Regions from separate parts of the Mus musculus genome. Here all the other regions are linked to region 1. A link is a loop called in an ENCODE intact Hi-C map of the cell type or tissue named here. Cell type or tissue: gastrocnemius. All regions are shown on one strand.

Region 1 (8,000 bases):
AACAACTACTCTTTCTCGCTTTATTAGTCTCACTATGTAGCCCTGGCTGGCCCAGACCTCAGTCAGGTTGGCCTTGAAGTCCCACAGATCCCCTCGCCCCTGCCTCGTGAGTGGTGGATTACAAACAGACTGCCACCCCAGGCCCTGCTTACAGTTGTCACTGCTCTCGAGACTGGAGAGCTGCCTCTGCTCTGTTTCCCCTCCCCTTCCCTTGCCAACCTTCTTAAATAGAGGGTCCTCAGGAGTATCCTCTTTTGCCATAAACTCCTTCACCATTTCTGTTTGCACCAGCCCTGGCCACAGAGACACGTAGCTGACTCCGTGACGCCGTAGCTCATGGGCACAGTCAGCAGCCAGTCTGTCACACTATGGAGGGAGAGAAGGCAGAAATGAGACCCTGGATACCTGCCCACCTCACCTTCCTCTGAGTCTAAGAGGATACCCCAGGCCCCCATCCTTCTCGAGGGCCCTGATGTTTCTGCCACCATCTTCCCACATTTGATACCTACTCTGGCAGATGAATAGAAGTCCACACAAAGGACGATCAGTGCATGGGACAGAGAGAGAGGGGGGGGGGGAGGGAGAGGTGAAGGTCTTACTACTCTGACAGCTGTGGACCATTACCAACCGTCAACACTGCTGTGTACCCCCCAACTCCTGTGCCTTGATCCTTACCGCAGCTTTGCCCACACCATAAGGGACATTGAACATATGCTGCAGCCCCCCAGGGGAGGAGACAATCACGATGAGTCCTTTGCCAGCTGGCACCATCAGCCGTGCCCCATACACAGAGCATAAGTAGTGGCCTCTAGACAGGGTCAGGGAAGAAGAAGAAGAAGAAGAAGAAGGAATGAATTGTGTGAATGCTGGTTCAGTTGCTTCTCAAGTCCTCAGTATCTGTGGTCAGTATAGAGGCTGCATAGCAATAGCTGAAGACCAGGGAAATCAGGTATAGGCCATTCCAAGGGAAAACCTGATACAATTAATGGTAGACAAGAGAGAGTATGCATGACATATAATGGGGCTCTTGCACCGTAAACATAAGATAGTTCTTGGGTGTGTCAAGCCATGTATCTGGTCAGCTGGGTTCATGGAACAAACTTATAATCTCAGCACCATGAAGGTGAAGGCGGGAGAATTGGGACACCCTTGGCTACACAGTGAGTTTGAGGCCAGCTTGGGCTAGATGAGACCATGTAATAAAATGAGCAGATGAGATGAATAGAAAGTTCTCAAAGAAGAGATGCAAATAGCCACATAAATACCCAGAAAATGTTCGATAACCATAGCCACAAGGGGAAATGTAAATTAAAACTAATTTCAGATTCCATTTCCTCCTAGTCAGAGTGGCTTTCATCAAGCAAACAGTTCCCAAGGGCCGGTGATGGTGTGGGCAAAGGAGAAGCCTAGTCACTGCTGATGGCGAGACAGGGATTTCTCAGAAACAGACAGATCACCACCCAACCTCCCTACACTTGGGCAGGGCTCTAAGTGAACAAACCACACAGAGATTTGCATCTTTACAGCTGACCTACTCACAACAGTCTAGAGATAGAACCAACCTAGATGTCCATCCACTAATGGGTGGATAAATGGAGTGGAGAAGGTGGTACAGATACAAAATGGAATTTTATACAGCTGTAAAGAAAAGGGTGTGGGGTTGGAAGGAGTGACGAGGATGTGAAAAAATAAATTAATGGGAAGAAGAAGAAAAATGAAACCACCTCTTTTGCAGGAAAATGGATACAACCAAAAACCAATTATTATTGTGGTTACTATTTCTGAGATAGGGTCTCTTTACATAGCCCTGGGTGTCCTGATACTAGTGTACCATGCTGGCCTCAAACTCACAGAGATATGCCTGCCTCTGCCTCCTGAGTGCTGGGATTAAAGGCGTGCACCACCACATCTGGCAAAGTAAGCTCGACTCAGAAAGGCAAATACCATGTTATCTCTCATATGTGGACCCTAGGTTTAAAACTATACATGTATACACACGTATACAGGGAAGGAAGCTCTCTGAGGAAGGTGGGAAATAGAGAGGGAAACAGGAAACAAGTGACAGGACTAACGGGAGAAGAGAGACCTCGCTGAGAGGCGAGGGATGGAGAGGGCAGCAGGGCTGAGAATGAATTAGAAGGAAGTAGAATGACACGTGTGGAGTGATCACAACCGACAGGGGCATAGACACGCTACATTAATTGGTCCATCCTTTTAATCATTTGAGCTTTCCTTCTAATAGTTTTTTAAAACATAGCCCATGGGCTGTGTGCAACACTGAGAGAATCCTCCTTCTGGGACTTGTACTTGGATGGGCAAAGAATGAGGCTGGAACGAGGCTGCCATCTTGTCAGAAAACCCTGAGTTGGGAGGTAGGGCATGCCTTTAATCCCAGCACTTGGCAGGCAGATCTCTGAGTTCACGATCAGCCTGGTTTATAGAGAGAACTTCTGGACTGCCAAGGCTACACGGAGAAACCCTGTCTCAAAAACCAAACCAAATCAAACCAAAGCAAAAAAGACAAACTGAGACAAAGCAAAGACTGCCATTCCCAGGCTGAGGTGGCTCAGTAGGCAAAGGCTGCTTCCTGTGCAGGCCGGGAAAGCCAAGCTCAAGCCCGAAACTCACAGAAAGATGTGGAGAAAGAGAACTGACTCTCTGGACTTGTCTTCGGATCTCTGCATGCACCAAGGTAGGCACAGAAACACACCTACACACCCCTATCACATATGCATGCTCACGTACACACGTGGGGGAAAAAAAAAGGTTATATTCTTAGGTGCAAACCCACAGGCATGGGACTTCTCCAGGAGTAAGTGGGACAAATGGAGTAGAACGGAGTTGAAAGAGATGGGGAAGCCAGAGGAGAAAGTCCTTATAGGAAAAGGCCCAGGCTCTGGGGCTACTAAACAAGAGGAGCCCAGGCTCTGGCAGTGAAGCACACACCTGAGTCCAACATTGTTTATGTCATCCCAAATGGAGGCAGGCACTTCCCAGAAAGACTTGTTGGTGGTGTTCAGGATTGCCTAGAAGACATAAGGGTGACTGATTGGCATGAAGGTATAAAGGGCTGGCTAATGGGACCACGAATGGAGATAAAGACTCAAGGGTGGATTTGGAATGTAGAGTTGGATCGAGTTAAAAGGTTACCTGGACGCCAGCATAGGCATTATTGACCAGAACATCTAGCCGCCCTTTCTGTTCCCGATCTACTTGCTCGAACAGGCTTTTCACTTCACTCTCCTGGCTTGAATCACACACCACGGGTACACACCGGCCCCCGAGGGACTGTGCCTGGAGAGGGACAGCGAGGATGAGTTCACAGCAGTGTCACTTTCCGAACTCCAGTGAAGTTTAGGAACTGAGAGCTCAGGACTCAGCCAACAGCTGGGACATGGCCATGCAATGGCTCCCTCTGGTGTCCGCTTTAGGAATTTCACCACAATGGCACCTCCCACAACAGAGCAAGGTACATTGGACTTCAGATTTAACATCCGCTTTCACTGAGGGCTACCATATGCAAGACCTTACTTTGTAATTATTCTGCTAATTCCAGGCAAGAGATGAGGCATGGCGTCCACTCTCAGACAGAAGTAACCATCCTCTTTGTCCTTTCCGACTCCCTTGCTGCTCACTTGGAATTCTTACTCAGCCTCTGCTCCTTCCCTCACTCAACCAATGCTCTGACTCCACAGTGAAAAACTAAAGCTATTAGGCATAAACTACTGCTACTTCCTATTTTGCCTTGCCTCTGAAAAATGTGACCCTCCCACCAGAGGAAGAAGAGTACCTATTCTCCAGGGGTGAGCCCAGGGTCCTGCTTCTGTCCTGCTCAAACTGCAGCAATGCCTCGCCTGACTTCAAGTCTTTTTCTTCAAGTCACTTCTTCACAATCCAGCCAGGGTGAACTATCTAAAACTTAAATCGTCTTCTAACTGGATCACCAATCTAAGCCAACTAAAGCCTAAGAGCTTTTTTGAGAGGGTCTTACTACATAGCTCAAGCTGACCTTCAACTTGAAATCTCCTGGCCCAATGTCTCCAGTGCTGGGTTATATAGGCATGCATGCCATGCCGGCTTTTTTCCTCCCCACAAGGTCTCACTCTGTAGCCGGTTTGGAACTCACTATGTAGACCTTGAAATCACAGAGAGGTTCTGGCTCCTGAGTGCTGGCATCAAAGGCATGCAAAACCCAATGCCAGGGAAGAGGAAAATTAGAGGAAGCCACCAGTACAATTTTTTTTTCTTTGCAAAACCTGAAACTCTCAAACAGAAAGATTTTTCTTCCCATTAAGCTCTCTTGGTAGAAAAAAAATCAATCCTAGATTATTATTTATGGTATTCAGTAAACATTGCGATTTGTTGGGGGGGGTATAGTAATCACAGTGATTAATTCAGGTGGTCACTTACCTCCTGGGCAGTAGCTCTAAGCGTATCCAGATGGCGGCCGGTAATGTAAACTGTGGCACCTGCTTTGCAAAGCTGTAAGGCAATGCCACGGCCAATACCCCTGGAGGCACCAGTTACCACACACACTTGGCCCTTCATAGGCGCTACCATGACTCACATCAAAGGGGATATCTGTGGAGGTAAAGAGTCGCTTTGAGGGAATCCTGTAGATTGTGTGCTGAATCCAGGTCTCTGTGAGGGCTAGACAAGTTTGGACTATTTTGAGGGGAGAGAAATTTGACAGAAGGATACCTGAGTCAAAGTCTCAGGCCAGGCTGTCCTTTTAGGAGAGTCCCAGGACTCTCCAGCGTTACACACAATACTATCACGAACCTCTGAGTGAAGCTGACTTGGTAGGGAATCTGGCAATGCAGCCTAACAGGGTATGGCCACGAAGAGTCCTGGGCTCTCTGGAGTTCTGGCTACCCGTCCAGACCCACGGAGAACCGCGAATCCCTGACCCCTGAAGTGGTCAGAGCCTTACCAGCAGCAGACGCAGCCTCTGGGTTTCTTTCTGCCCAGATCGCCAGATCTATAGTTTGAGAACTTTGATTCTTGCCACGTTGGAGTGCGTGCCTGGATGGAAGTCCGGGTGCGGATAACGATGATATGGAACCAGTCAAAGATAGCCCTGGAGTTCCAGGGTCAGACCCAGTGGGGTGGAGTCCGCAAATGGGGAAGGGCGACCTGCAGCCACGCCCATCATGCCCTCCCGCCCGCCCCGTCGCAGACTCATGACGTCCCCGTGCGTCCGGAGCGCGCCGGCGGTTGTGGGAGCTGCAACCGGGAAGCGTGAACGGCTGGTCCCAAAGCACGCATGGGGTTGGGGCCGCGTTCCGCTCACAAAGCGCGACGCCAGTTCTCGGGTGCCGGCCGGCGGGGACGCGCGGCCCGGGGTTCGGGACGTCCCCCTCCCGGCCGCGATGGTTATCCCCGGCTGCCGGCAGCCGCGCGTGCGGAGCAGGCCCCCGAGGCTCTCCCGCATCTGAGCCCGGAGGCTCTTGGATATTTCCGACGGGCGCTGTCAGCGCTAAAAGTGGCTCCCGACGCCGCCGAAGAACGAGGTAGGAGCAGCTAACGCCGTGGGTTAAGTGGAAAACCCACACGCCGAACTTTCAGGGGAGGTCTTGGCTAAGTGATGGGTAAGTCTTCTCCTCCTCTCAGCCTAACGGTTTATTTATGACCCCATTTTTTTTTTTTAAAGAGTTGATGGCGCGCAATATTTTGAAGGAAGTGGAGGCTCAGGCTCTAGCCTTGGCCACGAACAGGACTGGTAGCGAAATGCTGCAGGAGCTTTTGGGGTTCAGTCCTTTGAAACCCCTGTGTCGAGTGTGGGCCGCTCTGCGCCCCAACTTGCGCTTCGTGGCTTGTCATCGGTGTGGGGTCCACGTATTACAAAGTGCTTTGCTGCAGCTACCTCGATTGCTGAGGCGTCCTGCGGAGGCAGAGGAGGAGGAGGAGGAAGAGGAGGAGGGTGGTCCCTCGCAAACTCTGGAGGAGCTAGTCCTGGGACTAGCCGCTGAAGTGTGTGATGATTTTCTGTTCTTCTGTGGAGACACGCATGGCAGCTTCGTGGTCAGAACTCTGCTGCAGGTCTTGGGAGGTACTCTTTTGGAGTCCGAGAGAGGCAAGCCCCGTGGCTCCCAGTCGTCTGGTAAGTACTGTAAGAAAGGGAAGAGGGGTTGGTGAGCAGGAGTGGTCAGGAAGTTCCGAAGCCAGTAAACAGAAGAGTTCATCTTTGTGGTGAAACTTGACCGTAAAGAATCAGCAGACCCTTGGGGCAGAACCTGGAAGGCCAAAGTATAGTGTGCCTAGTAAGGATGGATACACTTGAATTCAAGGACCAACTATTACTAGCAGAGACACAGAGGGAGCAATGTGTTTCACATTTTTATTTCCACAACTCAGAGTAAGAATTTTTTTTTTTTTAAATACGTCTGGGCATGTGTACACACTCGAATGTGTGTGCCTTCTGGAGTGTTCTTGTGGAGGGGAGAAGACGACTTTGTGGGTGTCAGTTCTCCCCTTCCACCATGTGGGTTCTGGGTATTGAACTCAGGTTGTCAGGCTTAGTAGCAATCACTCTTATCATAACCTTCCCGGCTCCGATACTTTCTTTGGAGACAGAGTCTCCCAGATAGCCCTGCTGGCTTTTGACTTGGGTTGTAGCACAGGCTGGCCTTGATGCTCCTGCTCGCTCCTGCCTTCCAAGTGCTGGGATTGCAGGCTTGTGCTGCTACCATGCCTAACTAAACTGGCCTTGAACTCAGAGCTCCACCTGCCTCTGCCTCCCAAGTGCTAGGATTAAAGGTGTGCGCCACCACTTGGCGGCTGCTTTGTTTTTTGGGCAAGTTCTTACTGTGTAGCACATGCTGGTCTGAACTTACTATGTAAGCTTATGCTGGTGTCCAGTTTATTGACTTTCTGCCTCAGCCTCTCTAATACTGACATTACGGGCGTATGCCTTTCCACCTGGCTGGGAAGTTTGTTTCTAACCCTAATGTGATTTGTGTGTGGATGTTGGATCTAAGCAAAAGTTCAGAAAAAGATACCCTTACCCTTTCCACATGCTACCTCTTTTTCTGATATTTTCTTTCCTTTTAAATTTTATTCTCTATCTTAAAAAAAAAAAAAAAAAGCTAATTACTGATGGGAGCAGATGCAGAGACCTACAGTCAAACACTAGGGGGAACCTCGCAGAAGAGGGGGAAGAAGGATTCTAGGAGCCAGAGGGATTGAGGCCACCACAAATACATGACTCACAGAATCAACTACGCAGGCTCATAGGGGCTCACAGAGACTAAAGTAATAATCTCCGACCCTGGATAGATCTGAGCTGGGCCCTTTGCATATACATTATGGTTGTGCAGCTTGGACAACAGTGGGAGTGGGGAATATCTCTACCTCTTGCCTACACTGAGAGCACTTTTACTCCTCCTGAGTCTCCTCATCCAGTCTTGATGTGAGCATCTGTGCGGAGTCTTACTGTAATCCGTTATGCCATGTTTGATTGATATCCCTGGGAGGCCTGTTTGTTTTGTTTTTCGAAGGGAAACAGAAAGAGTGGATCTGGGGGAGAGGGAAGGTGGGGAGGTGGGAACTGGGTAGGAGTGGAGATAAAGGAATGGATAGGATGTAATGCATATAAAAAGATAAAAATTAAAATAAAAATGCTAATTGAGACCACTAACTTTGTTTCTTGTTATAGTCATAGAATGTAACCTACATTTAAAAATACTGAAGAGCTGGGCAGTGGTGGTGCACGCCTTTAATCCCAGCACTTGGGAGGAAGAGGCAGGTGGATTTCTGAGTTCGAGGTCAGCCTGGTCTACAGAGTGAGTTCTAGGACAGCCAGGGCTACACAGAGAAACCCTGTCTCAAAAAACAAAAACAAGCAAGCAAACAAACAAACAAAAGCAGAACTAAAAGTACTGGAAAACACACTTAGAGAGTATAAGTGAAGTCTGGTTTTGGTATACTATAAATCCTGGCTGAGAAATTTGAGCCCTGGACCATAGGGAAGGGAGTTTAAGATCCTTGGAGAAAAAAAT
Region 2 (8,000 bases), 63 kb before region 1:
TCAAGACCTGGAGAGGGTTTGTGGCTGCCCAGCAGCCACTGTTTTCTGTAGGGTGGGGCTCTGGTGAAGTCCTGGTCAGGACATTAGTTCTAGTCCTTTGACATGGGCAGTTGAGAAGTCTTGAGAAATCTATGCTGTCTCTCACAGCATTCCTTACTTTGTAGGATGGAGGCTGCAGCTGTCCTGGGGATGTGGCAAAGGCTTTTGGTAAGGAGACTGGGAGGGCACGGCAGGAAGATCCTGTAGAAGATAAATCACCTCTGAGGGTCTAAGGGCAAGATGTCAAGCTAGACACAGCTGAAGGAGCCATTTAGAATCATAATATAAACCAGTGACCTCCTCAGGAACCTAAAGTGTCACCTGGGAACAAGCAATCGAGGAAATCCTGAGATTTTGACCCTCCCAAGCGTAAGCCAGAGCCATTTATGACATGCCCTAGATTGAAAATGTAGATTGCTAAACCCTGTATCTAACCTACAAAATCACCCTGAGGAACAGAACTACAAATATTCATTTTTCTATTCCCAAGGTGATCTTTATAAAATTTGGAGACCTATTGTCTTAGAACCAAAGTCATACTGAGCTGGGAACTGTAAAATGAAGATTGGAAAAGCAGAAGCCAGTCAGGGAACTTCTAGGTCTTTAAAACTCTTGGGGAAGTTAGTCCCACTGGGGACCAGAGGCCAGAGTAGAGGCAGTCTCAAGGAACTTGGATCAGCTATGCAAACAGACCCAGCAGGAAGTGAGACTCACACAAGCTGTTTTTTTGATGGTGCCTTTATAGGTACCTCGGCCAGATGCATCTTTTTCAACTTCTTGTTTTTGGCAGGGGCAGGGGCTGACTTTGTGATGTTGGGTGGCATGCTGGCCGGGCACAGTGAATCAGGTGGCGAACTCATTGAGAGAGATGGCAAGAAATATAAGCTCTTCTACGGAATGAGTTCTGAAATGGCCATGAAGAAGTACTCAGGAGGTGTGGCTGAGTACAGGTATGTGTGGAAGGCTAGCACCTGAATGTTCCTGGTGACGACTCTATGAAAGATGTTGTCATACCCTCTGGGGAATGTACGGTATCACTCCTGAGAGAAAAACGGTGAAGGGGTATAAATGTCAGAGACAGGATGAGTAACTGGGCTTAAAGAGTTCTGCAGGAGGAGGTAATAAAAGTTTTTGTTTTCCAAGGGCCTCAGAGGGAAAGATAGTAGAAGTCCCCTTTAAAGGCGATGTGGAACATACTATTCGTGACATCCTAGGAGGCATCCGGTCTACATGCACGTATGTAGGGGCTGCTAAACTGAAGGAACTAAGCCGGAGAACTACTTTTATCCGAGTCACCCAGCAAGTGAATCCAATCTTCAGCAATTCCCAGTAGACCCAAGAAGCCTACTTTCCTGAGGCAGCAGCACTGCCACTGGAGCCTCCCGACAGGGCGTGCCTCTCCCACTGCAGCCCCTGTGGTGGTGGCTGCCTAATTCAGTTCCAGCTCTCACTCTACTCACCCATGCCTCTAGCTGCACAATGTTATGGCACTACGGGAGAGGCGAGGAAGGAGACGTGAGATCAACAAATGAGACCCTGGGGACAGCCCCCGAAGATTAGGAAGATGCTAATCCACACAGAAATGGCAGCCCTTGGTCTGGAAAGGGAAGGCTGCGGGAATCATGTTAAGCAGCTTCATTAAATGACATCATCACGTGTCTAAACAGCTTAGACGTTCTTCTATACTTGAAACACTCTCATACAGATGGATGCTGGGCTTCCAGCACAGGCTGGCATCTAGATGCTCCTCCTGGGATTGACCCTGACCCAGTAGGATCCAGGGAAATGAATGTTATTCTCAGGAAGCAGCGACGCCAGCCTAAGCTAACTTGGTAGCAAGCAAGTTTACAAAGTGTATTCTGGCCTTAGGGATGACTGTTAGGATGGCATAAGGACAGTTTCCCTTCCAGGCTCTCTCAACCCTTCTATGTAAATCTAAACTCTTGCCAAAGGAGTAAATATGAGAAGGGCCTCAACCAGCTAAGAGAAGCCTGTTATGTTTCGGAGGAATGACCTACACAGACCTATGCAAGTCTTTATTCCCCTTCTTCCCATCAATAGTGAAACAAATCAATATTTAATTTTCAAGTGCTACAAAGCTTTCAGCAATGTAGCCAGGCAACTCAAGTCTGGACTTCCTCTTCTTTTCCACTAAATTGCATGCAGAGCTGCAGCAGAAGATGGACAGAGTGCAGAGAATATTCCAGAGGACCTGAGTGAGAACCGTTTAGGTAGCCAGAAAGGAATAGGCAGGACACTACGGGATGTAGTCACAAAACATGGGGATATAGGTGTCAAACTTCGTCTTCTGGTAGTTTTTCAAAAACTCCTATAGAGAAGAAAGCATAATTCCTATAACTGGGAACACTTCACATGTATCCCTGCCTTGTTCTGCCCGCCCTCTGGCTTGGCTTTCTGCTTCTTCCCACTCACCTTCCCTTCCTTCTGGTTATTTTCTTCCTCATCAGAGTCCAAAACCAAGTCCCCTATGGTAATAACAGAGCTACACGGGGTTGGGGACAGCACTGCAGGAAAGAAACCACAATTAAAACCTCTTTCTTAGCCTAGCTTGGTGGCCCACACCTTTTATCCCAGCACTCTGGAGGCTGAGGCAGGGGGATCTCTGAGTTCAAGGCCAGCCTGGTCTACATATCAATTTCCAGGACAGCCAGGGTTATGTAGAAAAAACCTGTCTCGAAAAAAATAAGCAGAAACAAAACCTAGACCCACTTTTAGGTGAGCACAGGCCTTGGAAAGTCCCAACGCCGTCTGGTCCAAAGCTTACCTGGTTTCTTGACTGTAAGAGGCGGTGATGAGTGTCTTAGAGGATCCACGCAATTCACACTGTTCCTGAGGTGAAGGCAAAGGAAAGGTTGGGTGAAGAAGGGAAGCAGGCAGGGAAAGTATTCCTAAGGAAGGAGAAGAGACCCTTACTCCTGCTCTGCAGCCGGTGAGTCAGGTGGGGTCTCCTCTAATGCCCTTTTCCCCAAAGGCCGAGATGGAGTCTTAGCCTCCTCCGTGCAGACTGGCTCTGTTCCCACAGAAGCTGCTGAGGCCGCACCGGGTTCTTCCCTGCTTTTAGGGTTAGATAAGTCTTGAGCTGGTAAGCCCATGTTCCTAAATGGGAGTAGCATGACTGTGGGCCGCTCTTTATGGCACGCCTTTGCCGATGTCCAATGTGATCGGGATTTTCGCTTTCCCAAAGGGGCCAGATTAAAGCGGTGGCCAGCTAAGTGTTCTGGGTGCTCCAGTGAAGCTGGCTGGTGAGGGCCAAGCTTAGCTTTAGGCAGAGGACTGTGGAATGCTGGCCTGGTTTGCTGATGAGGACTCTCTTCCATGGGCTCTATCAGATTCCCTGAGCCAGAAGTAGAGCTCTCTGAAAGATAAAATAAGATGCCTTATAAAATTAGAACTAGGTTAAAACTCAGGTTTGTGTTACAGGCCCATATAACTTCCATTCGGCTGACTCAGGTTTGGTAGAGCTAAACACTAACCTCCAAATTGCTAGTTATCTCCGCTGATCCTCTTACCTGGAAATGTCCACCCCATGTCCATACCATACTGGTGCAAAGCAACCGAAGAAGTGATGAACGAGCCCGGCTGACTCCAACTTAGAGCATCCTGAAGCTGTGGGCAAGGCGACAGATAGGAAGATCATAGTTCTCGGGGAAGCCACCCAGCCTTCCGCCCTTAAAGTGTTTCTTTCTCAACAACCTCTTGTGCTCTGACTGGAGGCAGTGCTTTCTCTAGCTGACACAAGTATTCAAACAACAGCTTTTCCATGGCAACTAGAAAGGATTCCCCATAGTCTTGTTCTAGTTCCTGTATGTGGGAAAGTGAAGCAGGTCAGATGAATTTTAGAAAACAAAACAAAACAAAACAGGAATCCCATAACATCCTCCAAACCAACCATTCTCACCTGCAGGCTCGAAGGCGGGTCCTCTGACAGGTGCTTCACAAGCAAGCAAAAATTTTCCCGTGCCTCCAAAAGCTTCCTGTCTTCTTTTGTCTGTTGAGGATATTGAAGACAGGAAAATTTGGGTGAGGAGGTGTCGCTAGGACCCAGGGGCAACTTGGTTGCATCAGGCCTGAGTTTGGTCTGCCCAAGATAGCACTCACAGCTTCGGGGTCCAGTGGTACTTACTGTTCTGGACTCTGCTGGGAAGTGATGCTTCAGGGCATTCAGGACCTGGTCCCAGGGTCGCGCCTGCAGGATCAGCTCCACCACCACCTGCACGGTACAGGGCTCAGAACACCTACCCTTTTCCAGCCGATCTTAGTCCCAACCAGACGTCCTTCTCTCTAGTACCTTGGCCTTTAGGCTCATACACAGGCGTTCATGGTGCCGGTAGCAAACCAAGCCGGGGGCAGCAGCGCGCAAGGACTGCAGAAACTCCACCACTTTCGGGAAGTGCTCTACGCGGCGACGGCGGACTACCAGCCAGCTGGCGGCGGCAGCAAACCGCAGAGACGCGGGACCTACCCCTGGAGGTGGGGCCATGGCCCGCGGGCGCCCTTTCCTCCTTTCGTTCAACCCAGGCTTCCCGGACGCTCCCGTAGGCGGAGCCCCGCTTCTCTCATCTGCACCGGAAGGTCGGCGGACCAGCTGGGCCCATTTCGCGGAGCCACGGGAACCCCGCAGTCTCCTCTCAGGCGGTGACTTAAGTGTATCAACCTGTCCAGATCACTAAACTTAAAATGCCGCCACTGAGGGAAACGCAGGAGTACGTCACTTCCGCCTGGGCGCGCGGCTTCCCTCCCCGGAAGAGGCCGCGGAGGGAGCTGTGACGTCACGAGGTCCCCTGCACTGTGAAAGTGACGTACGACCTAGCGTCACTCTCCATCACCCCTGCAAGCTGTAAACCTAGGTGTCTGAATCAGCGTCTGCCAAGCCCTTCCCGGGCCGCCAGCCGCTCCCAGGAAAAATTCTGCCATTCCTCTCGCGAAACAGAAGAGGGCGCTCGCTCGTTTCAAAAAACCAAACACAGGCCTGAGTGGTAACTCCGCCCTCCTGTCCTGACTCGCCGGTGCCTAAACGAATATAGTTTGAAATATCCTAGGGCTAGTCAGGGTTCTCCTGGACAGTAGGATGACAGCCGTTTTATGCTTTTCTGTGCCACATCTTTGCTGTTTCGTGTAGTTTATAATATTTAAGGGCTTCCTTTTCCAAGTTTCTTTTGAGCACTAACTTGATGGAGTCCTTTAGTGGGTTGACTCTTCTTGCTCTCCCCAAGGACAGAACCGGGCACACTGTGTACAGCTTTACTTTGTTGCTTAAATTAATTATCTGCCTTGCCCACCTTGCAGGAATTTTATGAAACCTGCCCATTATTTGAATGGTTTCCTCCATTCCCAGACTCATGGCTCACACTTTGCCTTGGTTCTCCAGATCAGTATTCAGAGCCTTTCCAGACCCAGTACCAAAGTACTACACTGGATGTTAATGTTGAAGTGGGTTTTCTTCATATTTTTTTCTGTCATTTCTGACCTTACCACTTTCATTTTTTCTTTAAAGATTTATTTATTTTATGTATGAGTACACATTACTCTCTTCAGACACACCAGAAGAGGGCATTGGATCCCCACTACAGATGGTTGTGAGCTACCATGTGGTTGCTGGAAATTGAACTCAGGACCTCTGGAAGAGCAGTCGGTGCTCTTAACCGCTGAGCCATCTCTCCAGCCCCACTTTCATTTTTTCTAAAGAATTTTCCCACAGAGTGTGCTGGTGCACACCTCTAAATCCCGGCGTGAGATGGGGTTTTTTTTTTTCCCCCTTGTTTTCAGTACTGTAAATACTTTACTCCCTTGTTGCTTGCATGGTTCTGGGTAGAAGTCCAATCTAGTTACACATTGTTTTTAAAGCTGAGAAATTAATTTCCTTTTTAAAGCTATCATGTATTAATTTAACTCTTTTGATACTTTATTTTTATTTAATGTGGACCAGTGTTTTGTCTGAATGTATGTCTGTGAACCATGTGTGTGGAGTGCCCATGGAGGGCAGGTGAAGATTTAAGTCTCCTGGGATGGAGGTTACAGAGGGGGGGGGGGCATGCACAGGTAAAGACAGAACAAGTAAGAACATGAGAAAGAGCCAGAAGATTAGAAAAGATTGCTAAAGTTAGTTTGAGGTCAAACAGCAATTCAGAGAAGCCAGATTGAATTAGTCAGCTGGGAGAAGAGTTTGAGCCAGAACAGCTGAGTTGAACCAGATGGACAGAAGTCAGAAAGAACTAAAAAGGGGCGAGTTTATTCAGCAATAACTCTGGGGTGGTTTGAATATTCTTGGCCCAGAGAGTAAGTGGCACTATTAGGAGGTGTGCCTTGTTGGAGTAGATGTGGCCTTGTCGGAAGAAGTGTGACACTGTGGTGGGCTTTGAGACTCTTCTCCTAGCTGCCTGGAAGCCAGTCTTCTCCTGTTTGCCTTTGGAACAAGATGTAAAACTCTTGGCTCCTTCTCTAGTACCATGCCTTCCTGGACACTGCCATGCATTCTGCCATGATGATAATGGATTGAGACTCTGAACTTGTAAGCCAACCCTGATTAAAAGTTGTCCCTTATAAGAGTTGCCTTGGTCATGGTGTCTCTTTACAGCAGTGAAAACCTAACTAAGAAAATCTCAGAGGCTGAAAACCTTCCAGGCCTAGATTAGATAGTTTGGAGGCTAGACGCTTCCATACAAGGCCTAGATTAGCAGACAGAGACAGGTAAATAAAAACTACTGTTACACACAGTGAGACTAGAGGATGAAGAAATGTTTGGAGCAATGACTAAGAAGTGTCCCAAAGTAATGATAGATACTACACTTGATCTTAGCCAAAAGGCTGAGAAGCGATTAATGATAGATACTAAACATAGATCCAGAAAACTCAGAATAGCAAGCAGAACAAATACCATCACAAACACAGAGCTGAGTGATACTCAACCTGCACACACACACACACACAATCACAGGCAAAAACAAAAGTGCTGAAACTAGTAGGAAGGAAAGGATGAAATTAGACCAGAGAACACTGTCTAATGGCCTTCAAGGTTAAGGATTAAGTTAAGGGGGGCTGGAGAGATGGCTCAGCAGTTAAAAGCACAGGCTGCTCTTCCACAGACTTGAATTCAATTCCTAGCACCCCTACTGCAGCTCATAACTGTAACTCCAGTTCCAGGGACTCTGACACCCTCATTTCAGACATACATGTAGACAAATAACAACGCACATAAAATAAAAATAAATACAGTATTTTTAAAAAATTAAATTAAGGGGATGGAGGGATAGTCCCACAGTTAAGAGCACTAACTGATATTACAGAGGACTGAGGTTCAATTCCACAAACTCTAATGTATTCCGTTACTGTACTCTCTTCTTCCTGTACTGTCTGTCTCTCTCTCTCCCTTAAGTAGCTTTCCTTTCCTCTCTCTTCTCCTGAGAGTTGGGCAGATTGTACTCTGTCAGATATTTCTCTGATCCATCATTTTGTCTGCCACTCAATTAAACTGTTTTCAAATATGACTGTTTCCTTCAACAAACTAACTTTGCCTTGATTATTTGGGATTGAAGGTGTGTATGAAGGGTTGTCTGTATTCCAGCCAGAGGGATTAAAAGTGTGTACTAAGGGCTGAGCCACACCACAGCTAGAAACAGGTTCAAATATCCTATAACAATGTGTGTCTGTGTTGAATGGACTTTCCTGGGAAGGTGAAACAGCAGCTGCTTATCCCGAATAGGACAATGACAGACCAAAGTAATGATCCTACCCAAGTGTGGTTTTGTGAACCAGTAGGTATCGCCTTCAGGCATGTAGGTGGCCCCCAAACAACATGCCACTAAAAAGACTCATCTTTCCATGAATGACAAGTTCTCTATAGCTGTAGATGGAGATCTCTTTCCAGTTAATCTTCCACACTCTATACTATTATTTCTAAGGAGCACGTGAAGTTAGGGCCCAATTACACACAGCTAGGACAG
Region 3 (8,000 bases), 250 kb before region 1:
CATCCGCCGAGAGTGTGGACCAGGTGACACGGCATGTGAGCTCTGCCCTCTCCAAGGTCTGCCCTGGCCCTGGGTGAGTGGCAGACAAGGGGTCTCCCAAAGGATTAGACTAAAGGTAGATTTCTCCTTCCTGTTGATCTGGTCTCCTGGAACGAGAATGCTTGCTCTCTCTGCTCTTCCCTGGAGACTCAAACACCGTGATGCAGGAAGCACTGAGAGTCTCTTTCCACCTTTCTCTGGGACGACTTATTCATATTCCAGGTGTTTGATCCGGCGTGGAAATGCGGACACCCCAGAGGGACCCCGAGACACATCTCCCAACTCGGAAACTTCCACATCTACCACTCACAGTGTGTGTGGTAAGCAGGGGCAGACATGAAAGCATGGGTCTTGGAGCATCTTGCCCCATATCCAGAACCCTCTGGGCATGGATTTTGCCTGAGGGGCCTTTGCCCGTCCTGAGGACGTCAGCCTCCTGGACCATGAGAGGTTTATGGCATGGAAGGATGCTCAGACATTAGCACATGCAATGACCTTGACTGTACCTTGAAGCCCAAGACGATTTCCCATCCCCCTCACCAACATGGCAGCCACCCATCTCCTGCCCTACAGGTGGCTTCTCTGAGACCTACGCTGCCCTGTGTGACTACAATGGACTCCACTGCCGAGAGGAGGTGCAATGGGTGCGTTGGGCAGGGACTTGGCAGGGATAGGTGGGGTCCTCGGGGAGGGGGTCGGGGAGGGGGTTGAGGCAAATGTGAGCCACTTCCACCTCTCCAAGGATGTGGACACCATCTACCATGCTGAGGATAACCGAGAGTTCAATCTTTTGGATTTCAGCCACTTGGAGAGCCGGTAAGCAGATGGGCAGAAACTTAACCCCCAAATCCCCAGACATGGCTTGTCCCTCTCAGGGTTCCTCCTCTGGTCCTACACACAGCCCTTGCTCTGCCCCTGAACTCCTACCACCTAGCTCACCTCCACCCACCCATCTAGCTTTCCCCAGCCCAGCCATCCCATCCTTAGACTCTTCATTCTTGCCCTGGCCACCGGTTCATCTTTTCTTGTCCTATCGGATATCCCCAGAGATCTGGCCCTCATGGTGGCCGCCCTGGCCTACAACCAGTGGTTCACCAAACTCTACTGCAAAGACTTGAGACTGGTAAGGATGACGGCTGGGGAGGCGGGCAGAGTAGTGTCCTTCTTGGCTCTTGATTGCAGGACCCCTCTGTCCCCAGGGCTCAGAAGTGCTAGAACAGGTGCTACATACCCTCAGCAAGTCGGGGAGCCTCGAAGAGCTGGTGCTGGACAATGCTGGGCTTAAGACGTGAGGCCAGGCTCCTCCGTGGGCAGTTGTACCTTCTTCACTAGAGCCATGGCACATCAGAGCATATGAGGCCCTGGGCTGTTTCATCTAGCTCCGCACTTTACAGCAGAGGCTGGTGCTTAGACAGGCACAAAGCAGGCTCAGATCTCAGCCCCCGATGTCACCACAACTTACTCTCCCCCACAATGCACTTCATGTCCCACCAACGTCCAAGCAGGGTGGGCTGCCCCCATCTTAAGAATCCAAAGTGGGGCTTTACCTCAGCACATCCTGCTGAAGTACAGAATGCCCACGGGTATGGAATGCAGGAGGCAGGCCCACCTTCCAGCTCCCACAGACTCCTGAGTGGAAAAACCACCCTGCTCAGCCCCAAGTTGTTCCTCCACCATGGGGCCCTCTAACATTATAGACCCAGCCCGACGAGCAGATAGGATTTGGGGAGGGGGGCCAGCCAGGGTCTGGAGACTTGGGGCTCAGCTCAGGACAAATCCTTCCTCCCCTTCCCTGAAGGGACTTTGTCCAGAAGCTGGCCGGGGTGTTTGGGGAGAACGGGAGCTGTGTGCTGCATGCGCTCATTCTGTCCCACAACCCCATCGAGGACAAGGGTGAGCCCCAGCCCTGAATCCTATCCCCACTGCACTGCGGACCCTTACCCCAGCCCAGAGCCCAAACCTAGGTCTAAATAGAGCCTTGGCAGCCTGAAGATCGCCCCAAGCCCAAGCACCTCCATCCTTGACCCCAGGCCTACACCCAACTCCAGCCCCTGTCTGACCACTCCACCTCGCCCTCCGCTGGCGGCCATTCGCCAACCTGCTTCCTCCACTCTTCAGGTTTCCTCAGCCTGAGCCAGCAGCTCCTCTGCTTCCCTACGGGCCTCACCAAACTGTGCCTGGCCAAGACTGCCATCTCTCCTCGAGGTACTCACACCAGGACCCCCGGCCTCTGAGATGTTGAGCCCTAGAGGTGTGCCCACACACTTGCACACCGAGGGAAAGGAATCACGCGGGGCTGGGGGGGAGGGGGAGGGGGCGATCGTCGTGGGTGAAGAGGATGGGGACTAACCCAGCCCAGTGCCTGCTGTGCTCAGGGCTCCAGGCACTGGGCCAGACCTTCGGGGCCAACCCAGCCTTTGCCAGCTCCCTCCGATACCTGGACCTGAGCAAGAACCCAGGGCTGCTTGCCACAGACGAGGCCAATGTGAGTCCATGGAAGGTAGCCTCAAGCACCTACAAAAGCATGCTTGGGATTCGAGGGGAGCCACTCCCCCCATGGCCCCTGGGGGCAGGGAGATGCATCCACGCTTTTCTCTTCCTCTATTGCTTCTTTCTCAGGCCCTCTATAGTTTCCTGGCCCAACCCAACGCCTTGGTACACCTGGACCTTTCAGGGACTGACTGTGCCGTTGACATGGTGAGGAGGGGTTGGTGGTGGAGGGAGCCAGACAGAAAGGGTTGAGAAAAGTCAGGAGGGGGCCTCCCATCTCACCCTCCTTCCCTGAGCACAGACATGGACGGTGATACAAGGGTGACTTCGGGTTCATGCACAGTATAGACCGTATGCACTTCATTCAGATCACAAGGTCATGCTGGCTTTGCCTAAAAATAGACCCTCACTCCATTCCTGGCACAGGGCTCTATGTCTACTAGCAGGAAAGGACATTTCTTTCCCCTAACTTAAGAAAGTGCTCCTTGGAGCCTGCAGCGTCCTGTTTTACAAATACAAACACTGCCTGTGAGTCTCTCCATGTCCCTACATACCCTCCACCCCTACCCTCCGCATCTGAAGAGCAAGGTGGGTTTTAAAAGGCTGAATGGGTGTTCTCAGTGGAGCCTCAGAGAAAGGAATGCCAGGAATGGGGGTCCAAGATCTTAAGAGCCGCTGCGTCTCTCCACAGCTTCTGGGCGCCCTCCTTCATGGCTGCTGCTCTCACCTCACCTACCTCAACCTGGCTCGAAACAGCTGCTCCCACAGGTGGGGGCGACGGGGCCGGGAGGGATGAGGAACCCATGCCCGTAGCCCTCCCCTACTGACTCTCGGGGTCTCCACAGGAAGGGCCGGGAGGCCCCGCCAGCCTTCAAGCAATTCTTCAGCAGCGTCTACACCCTGAGCCATGTCAACCTGTCAGCCACAAGGCTGCCCCTGGAGGCCCTCAGGTTGGGTGGGTGAAGGGTTGGAAGATGCCCAGGGGAGCCGTGGAAGTGTTTGGGGAGGGGTAAATGTGGGCCTACTGACCTTCCCACTACAGGGCACTTCTTCAGGGCCTCTCCCTCAACAGTCACCTCAGTGATCTGCACCTGGACCTTAGCAGCTGTGAGGTGAGCCCCATGTCTCCCCTGTCCCAGCCACCAGACCAGTGTCCCTCAGTCAAGACGGAGCTCTATGCTGCCACTCCGCCACACACACACACACACACACACACACACACACACACACACACACACACAGAGTGGAGAGCAGAAACAGGGAATAGCTCTCTAGACTGACCACACCCCTTTCCCTCTGAAACTGGCCATCCAAGTTCAAGACTCCGGTATCTTTCTGCCCCTAAAGCTTTGGGTGGCTGATACCAGGCTTGCCCAGCAGAGGGCAGGAGCGAGCTGTCTGCAGAGCAGCTGGCTTTTGAGGGAGAGGAAAGGAAACCCCTAGGGGTGGTTACAGTGTAGCAAGGTTTAGAGACAGGGCCTTGAGTGACTAGCACTGTTCCCTAAAGATTAAACACGGTCGTCCATCCTCCCTCTCTGGCCTCTCACCCCCACTCCCTGTCCCTGCAGCTCCGCTCAGCAGGAGCCCAGGCCTTGCAGGAGCAGCTGGGGGCTGTCACCTGTATAGGCAGCCTAGATCTGTCTGATAATGGTGAGTAAGACCGCTCTTTGAGCATAGGGGTGAAGCCCCGAGGAGACTTCTTCTCTTCACCTTGGGCCTCAAGGCCGGGACTCTCCCATCTACTAAACAGGGTTTGACTCAGACCTCCTGACGCTGGTGCCTGCACTTGGCAAGAACAAGTCCCTCAAGCACCTATTCCTAGGAAAGAACTTCAATGTCAAGGCCAAGTGAGCCCTTCCTATGCCCACAGCCCCTGTTCCTGCCATCCACCAGTCCTCTTGGATTACTGGATGACTTCTGGCCACCCTTCTCCTCCTCTAATAGCAAGTCCCTGGTCCCCTCCCCTCCTACTCTGACCCTGACTTCCAACAGGACTTTGGAAGAGATCCTGCATAAGCTGGTGCAGTTGATCCAAGAAGAGGACTGTGTGAGTGACCTAGCCTAGGAGGGACCTGTGGGTGGGTGGTATGGGGACCCACCCTAACCTCCGTTCTCCCACTCAGTCCCTGCAGTCGCTGTCCGTGGCAGACTCCAGGCTGAAGCTTCGCACCAGCATCCTTATCAATGCCCTGGGCAGCAACACGTGCCTGGCCAAGGTGGATCTGAGTGGCAACGGCATGGAGGACATCGGGGCCAAGATGCTGTCGAAGGCGCTGCAGATAAATTCTTCCCTCAGGTGAGGCGCGCATCTCCACCCCTCAACCTAGATCCCTGACCCGCTGACACATACGAGTATTTTCCCTTTGGCCTCTGTGCCCTCCGTTTCTGGAACCATGTCTGAGTCGGCTTCGTTATGGGGGGGGGGGTTGCTCAAAGAAGGTCACACCTCTGGTCTTTACTGAGGACCCAGAGAGAGAGGTGTCGACTGGTATTCACCCTCCCTCAGAACTATACTATGGGATCGGAACAATACGTCTGCCCTGGGCTTCCTGGACATTGCAAGGGCCCTGGAGAGGTGAGTAGATCAGAGCTCTGTCCTGACATAGGCCCCCAGCCTCCCTGTGCTAGGACTGAGATTAAACTACCCTAGGTCCATCCCAGTTCCCTGACCTACAGGATAGCAAGAAGAGGCTTGGGGGCGGGGCTCCCCTCTGTCTCTTTTCCCACCTAACTATATACTACTGTTTCATAGCAACCATACACTGCGCTTCATGTCCTTCCCTGTGAGCGACATCTCTCAAGCTTACCGCAGTGCCCCTGAGCGCACCGAGGATGTGTGGCAGAAGGTGAAGGGTCACGTTTCTTTAAGCAGGGTGAGAGAGCAGGAGGGCGGAGAGGCAGCAGCCCACATCCCCAACCCTGAGCCTTCCCACTCCATCATCTCTAGATCCAGTGGTGCCTGGTGAGGAACAACCACTCCCAGACATGCCCTCAGGAGCAAGCCTTCAGGCTGCAGCAGGGCCTGGTGACCAGCAGCGCCGAGCAAGTAAACACCTCCCTCCCAGGAACAAGGGGCATGCAGGGTACAGACGTGACTTGCTGATGCATAGGCATCGCATGGTGCCCCAGACTGGACCTGAGAAAAGAGATAATCTGATGATGGGCCCTAAATACACGCAGGCAAATAGCAGCCAGGGGGTACAGAGCATTCCAGGGGCTCAACTAGGTATTCAGGAAGGGCATTCCGAGGAGAGAAAGTGGGCCGTACGGAGGTATCACCACCGCCACTATGAGTGTGCAGCTACTATGAGTCCCAAAGGGTCTGACCTGGCACCCCCGACCCTCTTGCCACTGTGCTTCAGATGCTGCAGCGGCTGTGTGGACGAGTGCAGGAGGAGGTGCGGGCCCTGAGACTATGTCCCCTGGAGCCAGTGCAAGATGAGCTGCTCTATGCCCGGGACCTCATCAAGGACGCCAAGAACTCCCGGGCGGTGAGCCCTCCACAGCCCCACCCTTCCCTACAATCTGGAAAGCCAAGAAGGCCACCCAGTTGTACACCAGGAGCATCTAAGCATTGCTCCGTGCATGTGTCCTCGTAGCCTGGGGACCTAGTGGGGCCCGATTCTGACCTCTGAAGAGAACCTCTTCCTTCCCAGCTCTTTCCCAGCCTCTATGAGCTGGGTCACGTGTTGGCCAACGATGGGCCTGTGCGGCAGAGACTAGAGTCGGTAGCCAGTGAGGTATCCAAAGCTGTGGACAAGGAGCTTCAGGCAAGTTCTGGGAGGGGAAGGAGGCCATTGGTGGGAGCCCAGTGTTGACTAAAACAGAAGTCAGAGCAAAGAGACCAGAGGGCACAAAGGAAATAGAATGGAGACGCCCCCATACTCCTCTGTGCCTGCAACACCTAGAGCCTTAGAATTAGTTTTTCTTCTAGCTGAAGCCTTGGATCCTGACCTCCAACCCCTCCTTCTCAGGGATTCTGATCCTTGGGCTGACTCTCCCCTGTCAGGATGGTAGGGTGGAAGGGCACTGATCGAGGCAGAGAACCCTGGCTATCCAAGGCTCTGACACTAATGGTTGTGTGACTTAGTCAGGTCCCTCCATCTCACCACGGGGAGCTAGATAGATGGGCTAACAACTTCCACTGTGGTGCTAGCGCTGATCTTTCCCCACTTGGGACTCCTTCTTCCTCATCAGGTGATTCTGGAATCCATGGTCAGCCTAACACAGGAACTGTGCCCTGTGGCCATGCGGGTGGCAGAAGGACACAACAAGATGCTGAGCAACGTGGCAGAACGTGTCACTGTGCCCCGGAACTTCATCCGCGGAGCGCTGCTGGAGCAGGCGGGACAGGACATTCAGAACAAGCTGGAGTGAGAGCCGGGCATGGGGTGGAGGAGGCTGGATTTGACCCAGAGCACTTAGGGAGTTTGGAGCTATCAGCGATGAATAATGAATGGAGAGCCTTCCATTATAAGGGATAAATCTTTAACTATTGCAGTCATGCTATTTAGGGTCTGACTCGTTCTTGCCCTAGAAATCTGGGAGCTGAGATGGAGTCCAAGAGGTCAGGGTGGCCCATAGATAGGTATATACTTCTAGATACTACACATATACCAGGAATCACCTCCTGAAAACAGGACACAGCCTCCTCAGAGACATAGACAAAGGAAAGTATGTAGATCAGGAGTATGAACATGCCCCCTTCTTCCTGATCTTCGTTAGACCCCCTTCATTTCATTTGGATGTAGGTGCTACCACTGACTAAAGCGAGGGAGAGTTAGTGTACGCATTGTGAAACAGCCAACTCACGGCTTACGTAGCACCCAGTTCACCTAGCTCTGTGCTGCTGGTGCTCCTGACATGGAACCTCCTCGTTCCTTCTCCTCCTTCAGTTCCTCTTTGCCCATACACACCTAGGCTGAAAGGTGTGTCTGCTGAAATGATCACTGTCTGCGTCCTGTACACGTGTCTGTAGAGATATGGGTATCCTGGACCCAAGGTGCTGCCAACGGCAACTATGCTCTCTGTGGGCAGCCCAGCCAGCTGGTCCATTCTCAGGCGTCTGGGGAGAGAAGGGGTGGAAGCCCAGGGGTCAGGCAGGCAGTAGCTGAGCAGCCCCACCTATACCTACAGCGAGGTGAAGCTGTCCGTCGTCACCTACCTGACCAACTCCATAGTGGATGAGATCCTCCAGGAGCTGTATCACTCCCACAAGAGCCTGGTAAACAAGCCGAGCCCAAATGAACTCAGGCCTTCCCTCTGCCCTGCACCCTCCTGCCTCTCTAAGCCCCAGCCCCGCCTCCAGGATCAGGGAAGTCAGCACGTTCCTCCGGGTCCTGATGATGCCTGTCCTTCCTCAGGCCCGGCACCTGACCCAGCTGAGGACACTGTCGGATCCACCCGGAGGGGCAAGCCAAGGGCAGGATCCATCTTCCCGAGGCAGAGGCAGGAACCATGACCACGAGGAA

What was found. Hi-C counts contacts between places; a loop is a spot of excess contacts. Peaks named below come from ENCODE experiments on the same cell type or tissue, not always from the same donor. Only the 100,000 strongest peaks of a DNase experiment are listed, where the experiment ranks them.
Region 2: a loop joins it to region 1, with 7 times the contacts of the local background. A loop is called at or near these places in 38 of 42 quality-filtered maps.
Region 3: it touches region 1 in a loop (3-fold over the local background); 9 of 42 quality-filtered maps call a loop at or near these places.

The regions. Positions count from the first base shown.
Region 1 is chr14:55,740,508-55,748,507 of GRCm38, forward strand. It overlaps Dhrs1 (dehydrogenase/reductase (SDR family) member 1), which reads right to left and starts at 5,177. Exons shown (of 9, transcript NM_026819.3): 1 at 4,934-5,177; 2 at 4,411-4,581; 3 at 3,151-3,294; 4 at 2,947-3,026; 5 at 676-808; 6 at 220-366. The coding sequence starts at 4,560. Nop9 (NOP9 nucleolar protein) reads left to right here and starts at 5,186. Exons shown (of 10, transcript NM_026403.3): 1 at 5,186-5,513; 2 at 5,654-6,103. The coding sequence starts at 5,267. In gastrocnemius, a CTCF peak has its summit at 3,424 (motif pointing left); DNase peaks (open chromatin) are centred at 735, 3,403, 5,181 and 5,886; H3K4me3 peaks cover 2,825 bases; H3K27ac peaks cover 2,008 bases.
Region 2 is chr14:55,677,042-55,685,041 of GRCm38, forward strand. It overlaps Gmpr2 (guanosine monophosphate reductase 2), which reads left to right. Exons shown (of 10, transcript NM_177992.2): 8 at 165-207; 9 at 830-989; 10 at 1,183-1,710. The coding sequence ends at 1,372. Tinf2 (Terf1 (TRF1)-interacting nuclear factor 2) reads right to left here and starts at 4,776. Exons shown (of 9, transcript NM_145705.3): 1 at 4,349-4,776; 2 at 4,184-4,270; 3 at 3,959-4,048; 4 at 3,754-3,861; 5 at 3,570-3,666; 6 at 2,974-3,415; 7 at 2,825-2,889; 8 at 2,473-2,564; 9 at 2,039-2,368. The coding sequence starts at 4,540. The coding sequence ends at 2,297. It also overlaps the pseudogene Gm25887. In gastrocnemius, a CTCF peak has its summit at 4,980 (motif pointing right); a DNase peak (open chromatin) is centred at 4,843; H3K4me3 peaks cover 1,698 bases; H3K27ac peaks cover 1,731 bases.
Region 3 is chr14:55,493,567-55,501,566 of GRCm38, forward strand. It overlaps Carmil3 (capping protein regulator and myosin 1 linker 3), which reads left to right. Exons shown (of 40, transcript NM_001374104.1): 5 at 1-73; 6 at 262-359; 7 at 613-683; 8 at 782-855; 9 at 1,087-1,162; 10 at 1,239-1,327; 11 at 1,838-1,932; 12 at 2,158-2,244; 13 at 2,415-2,524; 14 at 2,659-2,736; 15 at 3,221-3,297; 16 at 3,375-3,479; 17 at 3,572-3,641; 18 at 4,098-4,179; 11 more. Among named protein-coding and RNA genes, the nearest start is that of Carmil3, 6.5 kb to the left of the region's middle. In gastrocnemius, a CTCF peak has its summit at 3,913 (motif pointing right); DNase peaks (open chromatin) are centred at 2,139, 2,468, 3,373 and 3,911.